Regions from separate parts of the Homo sapiens genome. Here region 2 is linked to region 1. A link is an interaction called in ENCODE POLR2A ChIA-PET data of the cell type or tissue named here. Cell type or tissue: PC-9. All regions are shown on one strand. Region 1 holds the start of ITGA3 (integrin subunit alpha 3). Region 2 has its middle 13 kb from the start of SGCA.

Region 1 (5,000 bases):
TCAGCCACCCTGGGCGGGGCCCATGGGTAATGAGGATGCATCCAGGTTCTGGCCTCAGCGCAAGAGCCTTCAGGTGCTCCTTGGAGAAAGGCACATGTGCAGAGGATTTTACGCACTTTATCTCGTTACAGCCCCACTAACATCCCAGCAGAAGGCATGCTGTTCCCCTCCCTCCAACATGTGCGGAAATTCAGGTTCAGGTATTGGTAACAGATCTGAGACAGGACACTGGCCATGGGACCTCCAAGCCTCTTCTCCCTCTACCATATCAAGTTGCTTCTCACAGGCCAGCAGCAGTGGGAAAGAGCACTAGATCCAGGTCCAACCCGTTTTGGGGGAAACCTGGCCCAGGGAGGGGAAATATCTTGCTCAAGGTCACCAGGCAAAAGGGTTGCGGAATCATTATTGACTCTTTCTTTCCAGTCTGATCTCTTTACCTATGTTATCTTATATCATGCAGATTTGGCATTGAAAGTCTGAAAATCTTTTTCTCAGTTAGGGCAGAAAGAGCTGATGTAGAAACTTGTGCTCATGGTGGCTCAGGATCTCCAAAAGATAGAGGGTTGGCTAAGGCCAGGTGGCAGCTGCTGGGGCCAGGCTGGGAAGGGTGTGGTAGCCCTAGCCTCTGCAAGAGCAAGATGGAGTTGAGGTTAAGTCCAGGTAGGTAGGCTGGGTCAGGAGGGCAGAACCAAGGCGGGGGCAGAGTTTGGACTTTGGACATTCTAAACTTCCTCAAGCTCTGCAGGCCCCAGCCAGAGCAGGGAGATTTTCCAGTGTACCCTGGATGTGACCACGTCTTCTTGTTCAGTGGGGTCAGAGGCCAGGTGGGGGCAGAGGCTAGGTGGGGGCAGATGCCTGGCAGATCGCCCAGCCCAAAGTGGTGGATGGTACCTGCTTAACCTGTCCTAAACACCGTCCCTCTTTGGACAGCTTCACCTCCCCCAACCGCCAACCTCCGCGCGCTCTGAGGCCACGGCAGAGAGACCTCTGAAGCCTGGACATGCTCCTGGGCATGAGGGCGTCTGGTGGAGTGAGGGGGACCCAGGAGGCTGGGTGCAACCTCCTCCTCCTTCCTCCACTGTGCATAGCTCTTCCCCTCCTCCTTGCAGCTGTTGGGGAAGGAGAACAGAAGAAAGAGAAAAACACTGTTTCCCTCTTCAAACCAAAACAAACACACTCAGGGTTGAAGATCCAACACGAATCTGTGGAATGCAGGGAAGATGTCTGCGGGGAGAGTGCCACTGCTTGCGGGTGGGCAGGAGGAGACCCAGCCAGAGTTGGGACAAGTCCTCCTCTCTCTTTCACCGCCCCTATCCTCAAGGCGTCAGAGGGAGCGTATGGACAGCTCCAAACGCCCAGACTCACCCATCGCCTCACCCTCCATCCGCCAAGCCAGCGGTTGAGAAGGCCATCCAGTCTGGCTCTGCAGAGGGTGTGGCTGGCGTGGCCGCAGACTACCAGCGAGGTGCTTAAATGTATATGCTCATTTTTCCCCCAAGCGTACGGGAAGGGGGGAGTCCGCTGGGTGTTTATCTTGCAGTTTACCCCAGCTCCCAGCCCTGGAGAGAACAGGCTAGTGCTGGGTACTCGGTTCACAGAATGGGAGAGGACTCAGCCACCGGGACCCCACTTCCGCTCTCATGAGAGATCTAAAGGGCGGAGGGGTGGCGTCCAGACAGGTTCTGGCCCCGTCAGCACTTGCCAATGATTACTGCCCGACCCCACACCCAATCCTCCACTTCCCGCCAACCCCCAGCAGCCAGAGGGCCGCCCCTTAATCCTGGCTCCCAAGGGCCAGCTGCCCTGGGCTCCGACTCAGCTCCGGACCCGCATCCCGCGCTCGCACACTCTCTCGCTCCCACCCCACACCCTCCAGCTTCACTTACAGGTAGCGCTGCTGCCGCTCTGTCTGCCGATGGAGGGCGACCGAGTAGCCGAAGAGGCTGCCCGGGTTCCCGGCCTCCTTCACTACCAGGAATCGGGTATCCAGGTTGAAGGCGGAGACGACGCAGCCGCCGGCCGCCACCATCAAGGCGAGCGCACAGAGCATCAGGCGTGGGGCGCGGGGCGCGCGGCTGGGGCCGGGGCCCATGGCTGCCAGCGGAAGCGGGGTCCCGGCGAGAGCGCGTGAGGGCGCGGAGCTGGGCGTGAGGACCTGTTCACCTGCTCCCCGCGCCGCCGGAGGACACTGGAACCCGCCGGCCGCTGCGCTCCGTAGCGCTGATCGGTTTCGTGCCCCCAGCCCCAGCCAGTTTCACAGCTGCGCTCTCGGATCCCTTCCTAAGATCCGTGGGTCTATCTTCCTGCCTCCCCAGCGGCCGGGTCGCCGCCGTCCCTGCCCCGGGCAACCGGCCCCCAGCTTGTCCCGGCCGCGCCCCCTTGGCCGCGCTGTCGCCTTCGATCCCGGCTTCGCGGCGGATCTGGCAAGCGCACCGGTCGACCGCAAGGAGGACAGGAGGGAGGGGTCCCCCGGCGCGCGCCCCGCCTCCCCACGCCCAGTCCCGCACCTCCCCACCTTGCGAGCCCAGCCCGGGCTGCGCTTTCCTTCCGGGGAAAGAGAAAAAGATCCCGGCTCGGCCGCCTCCTCTTAAAGGGGCAGCACCGCCCCTCCCTCCTCATCCTCCCTACCCCAGCTCCGCCTTCTCCCCCAAACACCTGTCGGCAACCCCCAAAGGCTTAGATTTCCCCTCCCCGCCCCTCGCTTCTCCGAGAAAGCGTCGCCTGGGGAGCAAGATGGATGTGACGGGCGGGGCCGGGGGTGGGATTTGTCTGGCCGCTTTCCTGCGGCTGCTGCTGCTGCTGCTGAAAAGGCCAGCCGGGCTGGAGAGACCTGGCATTGGCGCATCTGGGAACCGACGTCCGTGCGCGGCTGGCTAGAATGCTGGACTCGCCTCCGCAGCGCTGTGAGTCCCCAAGAGGTGGCTGGCGGTCTCTGGGAGTTCTTCCTCGCACTCAGGCCCCTCGCTGTCTTTGCCGAGATTTATTTCTCCTATCCACTCACCCTGATCCGAGCTGAGATTGGCTCCTCAGCAAAGACAGACATATTTAGCAGTGGTAACAACCAAATGTCGCTAATTATAATTACCAAAAAGCATTTTTCCCCCTAAGTGCTGCGACTTCTGGTATCAAAGGCTAAGACTGTCAATGTAGAAATGAGTCCGTCCTTCACAGAACGCACTGCGTAGCCGGGAAGCTGAGCCTAGACCGTATCCATTTCTCGTCCACTCCTGCCTTCAGGGCCCAGCCCAGCAGAATCCCAGAGGCTCCCTCTTCCCACCCAAGCTCGAACAGAGTGTTTGGAGACTGGGCTCGGACGTCAGCACCCATCAGGTGTTTGGTGGGTAGGGCCAGGTGGCAGTAAGTGGGCGGAGACTAAAGGTCTCCTCCACCAAGGAATCAAATCGAAAGGGAACTTCAAGAGGTTACTCTGGCCAGGCGCAGTGGTTCACGCCTGTAATCCCAGCACTTTGGGAACCCGGGGAGGGCGGATCACGAAGTCAGGAGTTCGAGACCAGCCTGGCCAATGTGGGGAAACCCTGTCTCTACTAAAAAAATACAAAAATTAGCCGGTCGTGGTGGCGGGCGCCTGTAGTTCCAGCTATTTGGGAGGCTGGGGCAGGAGAATCGCTTGAACCCGGGAGGCGCAGGTTGCAGTGAGCCGAGATCGCGCCACTGCACTCCAGCCTGGGTGACAGAGTGAGACGTCGTCTCAAAAAAAAAAAAGAGGTTACTATGTACTTTCTTGGATCTAACTCACATTTCTCTTATTGCAGCTCAGAGACCCATTTTCCCCGGAACATTGTTTTTTTGTTTTGTTTTGTTTTGTTTTTGAGACGACGGAGTCTCGCTCTGTCTCCCAGGCTGGAGTGCAGTGGCGCGATCTCCGCTCACTGCAACCTCTGCCTCCGGGGTTCAAGCGATTCTCCTGCCTCAGCCTCCTGAGTAGCTGGGATTACAGGCGCCCACCACCATGCCCGGCTAATTTTTGTATTTTTAGTAGAGACGGGGTTTCGCCGTGTTGGTCAGGCTGGTCTCGAACTCCTGACCTCGTGATCCACCCCGCCGCCTCCCAAAGTGCTGGGATTACAGGCGTGAGCCACCCTGCCTGGCCTCCCCGAGCATTCTTTTCTCCATCTATTCTTAAAATAATAAGAACAAAACACCATGTATTAAGCACATACGCAGCAGGAACTATGCTAAATGCTTCACAAATGTTAAATCCTCACAACAATCTTTGAAGTGTTATCTCTGTTTTAAAACGAGAAAAATGAGGCTCAGGGAGGTTAGGCAATTTGGCAGAGGTCACACAACTAGGATTTTCATCCTGTGTTATCTGACCCTGGAGCCCTTAACTACTTATGCTAATAATGAACATTTATACACTACTTTGGGCGTGTCCAAGTTTGGTGGGTCCTGAAGCTTGTGCAATCTGGGGTGCTCTTTAAGAATAAAATTATTTTGTACTCATAAGAATTATGAGTACAAAATTAGATTCAGAGCCTGGGAAAGGGTCCTGGCCTAGCTTTACAGTTTACAAATCATTTCACAAGCAGGCTCATTTTATCCTCCTGGCCTCCCTGTGAGGTGGGGATTATGATATTCATTTGACTTAGGAGAAAACAGAGCCTCAGGAGGTTACCTGCCTGTCCAAGATCTGAATTTTATGGGAGGCAGAGCTAGGACTGAAGCCGCTGACCACAACCGTGTCTTTAAGAAGACAAACTCCAGGCAGATGGTTGTCAGACAGCTAGACATGCCTAAACAAAAGCAGCTGTGATAACAGCTTTCTCTGTGGTGTTTGGGGAGAAGACACTTGTCTCTAACGGCCCTTAGAACAGGATTTGTTCCTGACCTCTGACTTCCAGAGCCACCCAGCCTCTCTCATGGTCTGCTTTGTGGCCCAGGGCCTGCAGGGATTAGAAGACATGTGGGGTCAAGGAACAGGAAGCTGACCTGGATGGAAGTTGAACAGTGATCTTTGCTCTCTGCCTGGCTCCTGA
Region 2 (5,000 bases), 120 kb before region 1:
GCCGCTCTGTCAGACTCACCTTTGTCTTCTCTGTGAGAAGGACCAGGCTCCTGATTTTTGGCTGATTTTTCAGTCAAGCCCAGATGGAAAATTCTAGAAAGGGAGGAGGCTTCATTTGGATTTTTAATTTCTGCTGCAATCTCAGAATCCTGGGTCCCTTTTGGGACCTAAGCCCCATCTCCTGGCAGGATTTTCTATCACCGGAATACAGTAGATTTTCCCTCCTTTTTTTTTTTTTTCCCCAGCACCTTAACTCTCAGCTTCCCAGACTTTCTCCAATGACAGAGCTGGGTGGGTGGAGGAGGAGAGGGGTTGCAAGAAAGCTTGCCGGCTGGGGTGAGGAGACTGTGTGTGGAGCAGGCGTGAGCGTGGGCCGCGTGGGAAAGAATGCGAGGCTGCCGTCAAGCCCAGCGTCCACACGAGGAGGCCTGCGATGGCGTCTGAGGGAGCAAGGTGAGTGCCACCAAGGGGTCTCTGTCTCCTGGGGGTGCCTGGTGATGAGAATGTGTCTCACTGTCTGTGCCCACCTACCTGTGCACAAATAAATGTATCTGTGTTCACAGGGGCCTATACACATGTATGTGTGTGGGTTGGGGTGGGCGGGCATCTGTGCATGATGAGGGCAGCTTCCCCACACGTATGGCAGTGAAAGCAACCCTGTGTGAACTGTGAGAACACATGGACTGTGGCATTTGGGACATATGTGTACATGGGCATGACAGAGGGCATAGGAGGGTCTGTCTGTGTGATATGGATGAATGGGGCGGGGGAGCAGAGAGGAGTGTGGGAAAAATTAGTGGGGGCTCGGTGTGGGAGGAGACCACTCTCCTGAAGTCCCCCAGCCAGTGGGAGCCCTGGTGCTGGGAAGGCTGAGTCTCCCTGTCCCCTTCCCCTGTGTGCGCTCCAGAGGGTATCAAGTCAGGCCGAGGGCATGTCCACAGTCAGGGAGGCAAGATCCTGGAAGCAGGAGGGGTCTTGTCCAGGAGGGTGGCAGGCCCTCCCCATGCAGAGATTTCAACCCTTTGCAGAGGATGTGCAAGGCAAGGCCAGGAGGGAGGTGAGTTTGGCACATGCTAATGCTGGAGAAAGTGGGATTTTCTCTGCAAAAGACAGTGGGAGGAACTGGGAAGGGGGTACTGAATGAGAAGGGACAGAGAACCATGATGGGGACTAAAACATTTTAGAGAGGGAGGCCACATACACGTGCAAGTTCTGGATGAATTCACTGCTGTGGGGCAAACTCTGCCCGCAGGCCAGGGCTTCGCTGCTGAGTTCACGGAGGCCTAGGAGAGCAGGTGTTCTGTAGAAAGCAGGGAAAGGGGCTGAGTTCTGGGTGTGAGTTAATCTGGGATGGAGATACAGGAAGAGCCATGAAACCAGCACAGCCCAATAAAGATACAACCCAAGGTGCGGATGTAATTTTTTATGATCTAGCAGCCATTTAAAAAAAGATAAAAAGGGCTGGGGGCGGTGGCTCACGCCTCTAATCCCAGCACTTTGGGAGGCCGAGGCGGGCGTATTGCCTGAGGTCAGGAGTTTGTGACCAGTCTGGCCAACATGGTGAAATCCTGTCTCTACTAAAAATACAAAAAAAAAATTAGCTGGGCCTGGTGGTGTGCGCCTGTAGTCCCAGCTACTCGGGAGGCTGAGGCAGGGAAATTGCTTGAACCAGGGAGGTGGAGGTTGCAGTGAGCCAGGATAGCGCCACTGCACTCCAGCCTGGGCAATGGAGCAAGACTCCATCTGAAAAAAAAAAAAAAAAAAGATAAAAAGGCTGGTGCTGTAGTGCATGTCCTAGCTACTCGGGAGGCTGATGCAGGAGGATCCCTTGAGGCCAGGAGTTTGAGACCAGCCTGGGCAACACAGTGAGACCCTATCTCTACAAAAAAAATTGCAAAAATTAGCCAGATGTGGTGGTGAGTGCCTGTAATCCTAGCTACTTGGTGGCTGAGGCAGGAAGATCACTTGAGTTTGAGGTAACAGTAAGCTATGGTCATGCCACTGCACTCCAGCCTGGGCAACATAATGAGACCTCATCTCAAAAGAATAAATAAGTATCTACAGGTAAAACTAATTTTAGCAATGTCTTTTATTTAACCTAATGTATCCCCAAATCCGATCGTTTCACCATTACACTGAGGTACATCTCAGTTTGGACTAGCCACATCTTAAGTGCTCAGTAGCCACATGGCCTGAGGCTGCTGTACTGGATGGTGCAGCTCTAGGCAGCAGTTCCGTACCAAAGATCATACAAATTTAGGCTTCCACTCCCAATTCACAGGGAGAGATTGAACTTTTTACAAGGTGCAGGTGGAAATGGAGTTCATTTAGCCTGAATCTTAGGGGCCAGGGAGACCCCAGGGACCTCTGGCCTTGTGGGATTGTGTGTGCTTGCATGCAATAATGTGTCCATCCTTGGGAGCTGCCAGAGTGTCCAGTTCCCACAAATTCTCACAACAGCCCCAAGGCGGTTATGATGATCATCTTATGAGTAAACTAACCCTCAGCTGGCTGAGCCAGCTGTTGTGTGGCAGGATCATGATTCCAGTCCTGCTCCGGGGCAGCGTGCAGCAGGGGGCTGAGGCCGGCCCTAGGTGGCGACTTGAGTCACCAGGTCTGGCTGATAGAGAGGTGGTGAGGGAATGTCTGAGCGTCAGGCCACGTGTGGGTGCTGTGTTTAGAAGGAAGGTGGAGGCCACCCACTGGGTAACAGGGGCAATGCCATCATGGGACTGGAGGAGACAGGGGTGGAGCAGAGTGTGCAGCTGGGCCAAGTCTCCCGGTGGAGGTGGCGGTGGGGGCGGCTGCCCTTCTTTGTCCTGGGCTGTGGGGGGTGGAGCTTGACTGCTGGCTGGAATCTTGCACGCCAGGGAGGGGCTGTTGCCCAGTGGGGAGGCGCTAAGTATGTCTGTGCCCTCCCGGCATGCTGCCGGGGGCCTCTGGACGTGTGTGCCCAGGCAGGGCTCAGCGTCTTCTGCAGGCACGCCATCCTCCCAGCTACTTGTCTGGGCCGCTTCCTCTCAGGCCGGCAGCCAGGCTCCCGTGTGCTCTTTGGAGCTGAGCAGAGAGAAAGGCGCTGCCAAGACCCCAAGGCAAAGCCGGGAAGTGAGGAGCTGGCCTTGCACTCTCCCAGCCCTGGCCAGCACAGGAAGAGCACAGGAGGCCCAAGAGCTGCCTGGCTGCAGGGGGCGAGCCCAGAGATGAGGGGTGGGCAGCCTCCTCCTCAAGGGAGCAGGGATCAAGGAGCCACCCCAGGCAGCAGGCTGGCTGCTGGAGCCTCCGGTCTGCGCAACTCCTGGTTTCCTTCAGGAGAAAGAAAGAAATAGCCAAGGAGAAGCCAGAGGCACCCGCTAGTCAAAGAACCCGTTTGGTTATGGCGTGGGCACCTAAAGAGCTAGTCATTCAACAGGCAATTATTAAGCACGTACACTACACCTCAGCCTGCCTCAGCAGATGCTCACGAAACCAGTGTTTGATGAGTTGATTGACTAACTAATGGGTACAGGGAGGCTCAGGAGATAATGGAAGAAGCTTTAGCCATGGCCTTGCTCAACCCCTGTGCCCTGAGAAGGGGAGCAACCTCCTTAAGAACACTGAGCACAGGAACGGTAGCTCACAGCGGTCATCCCAGCTACTCAGGAGGCTGAGGCAAGAGGACCACTTGAGGCCAGGAGTTCGGGACCAGCGTGGGCAATGTAGTGAGACCCTGGCTCTAAAAGAAAGAACGCTGAGCAAACCCAGACACATGGTATCCCTTCATGCCTTCCTTCAGAACATCCTTCCTGAGCACTCACTGTGTGCAGGCACTGCACCTGCTGCAGGCTGAAAGAATCGTATGTTCTAGTGCGGAAGAGGACTCGGAATATGTGAGCCGAGACAGCGCGAATCCTCTCAGAGAGCAGGAAGGCCTCGCAGGGCAGGCAGTGGGACCGCAGTGGGACCACAGCGGGGACAGGGAAGGCCTCTCTGAGGAGGTGCCCTTTGGGCAAAGACAGAACCTGCAGTGAGGGGCTAGTTGTGTGGATGTGGGAGCCAGGGCCTCCCAGCAGAGGAAAAGGAGAAGGAGGCTGGAGTGGTGATGCCAGCCCTTGTCTGTGTTCTCTCGGAGTTGCCACTAGGGGAGGGCCTTGCCAGCTATCCCTCTTTTAGCCGGGCCCCTCTCGGGCTGAGTCCCTGGCCTGTCCTCACGTGGGAGTGGGAGTATATGAGCCTGGACATGGCCAGATGGCAGTGATCGGGGCAGAATCGGCCCCATTTGGTTGTGTCCACCTGGGAAAAACAAGCTCAGGCCTTCTCATGGCCAGCTGAGCTCTTCTGAGCTCGTGTGGGGTCAAGCTGTGCTAGCACCACTCAGTCCAACAAGGGTCCCAGGCTGTGCTGTGTCCTCTGCACCCCTGCCCATCTCTGGAGGAGCTCAGCAAGGCGGGGGGTAGTCCTTGAGCCTAGGGCATTCCGGGACCCGCATTCCAACCTCCCTCTTTCCATATCTTTTTTTTTTTTTTTTTTTTTTTGAGACAGAGTTTTGCTCTGTCACCCAGGCTGGAATGCAGTGGTGTGATCTCGGCTCACTGCAACTCCACCTCCTGGGTTCAAGTGATTCTCCTGCCTCAGCCTCCCGAGTAGCAGGGATTACAGGTACGTGCCACCATGCCTGGCTAATTTTTGTATTTTTAGTAGAGATGGGGTTTCACTATGTTGGCCAGGCTGGTCTCGAACTACTGACCTCAAGTGATCTGCCTGTTTTGGCCTCCCAAAGTGCTGGGATTACAGGTGTAAGCCACCACGCCCGGCCTCGCTCTCCATATCTAGATTGGCTTCTCTCCAAACACAACAGACAGAGGGACTCTCCTTCCAGGGAATCTTGAGGTGCCAAAGAAATCTACAGGTAAGGGTCTGGATTTCCTGCTTCCAGAACCCCTCAACCCTGTAGAAGGCAGGGTGGAGGCAGAAGTGCCAGGGTCAAATTCAAGCTTTGCCACTTGCTTGTTCTGTAGCCTTGG

What was found. ChIA-PET counts read pairs that join two places held together with the same protein. Peaks named below come from ENCODE experiments on the same cell type or tissue, not always from the same donor. Only the 100,000 strongest peaks of a DNase experiment are listed, where the experiment ranks them.
Region 2: POLR2A ChIA-PET joins it to region 1 with 15 read pairs; 3 of 35 experiments call an interaction of 5 or more read pairs at or near these places.

Annotation. Positions count from the first base shown.
Region 1 is chr17:50,053,532-50,058,531 of GRCh38, reverse strand. It overlaps ITGA3 (integrin subunit alpha 3), which reads right to left and starts at 2,422. Exons shown (of 26, transcript NM_002204.4): 1 at 1,887-2,422. The coding sequence starts at 2,092. PICART1 (p53 inducible cancer associated RNA transcript 1) reads left to right here and starts at 2,793. Exons shown (of 3, transcript NR_038230.1): 1 at 2,793-2,903; 2 at 4,905-5,000. RefSeq lists a silencer at 2,349-2,488 and an enhancer at 3,468-3,994. In PC-9, CTCF peaks have their summits at 1,953 and 2,999; DNase peaks (open chromatin) are centred at 1,421, 1,931, 2,671 and 3,341; H3K4me3 peaks cover 4,917 bases; H3K27ac peaks cover 5,000 bases.
Region 2 is chr17:50,176,163-50,181,162 of GRCh38, reverse strand. No RefSeq gene overlaps it. Among named protein-coding and RNA genes, the nearest start is that of SGCA, 13 kb to the right of the region's middle. In PC-9, CTCF peaks have their summits at 2,388 and 2,591 (motif pointing right); a DNase peak (open chromatin) is centred at 2,612; H3K4me3 peaks cover 884 bases; H3K27ac peaks cover 1,412 bases.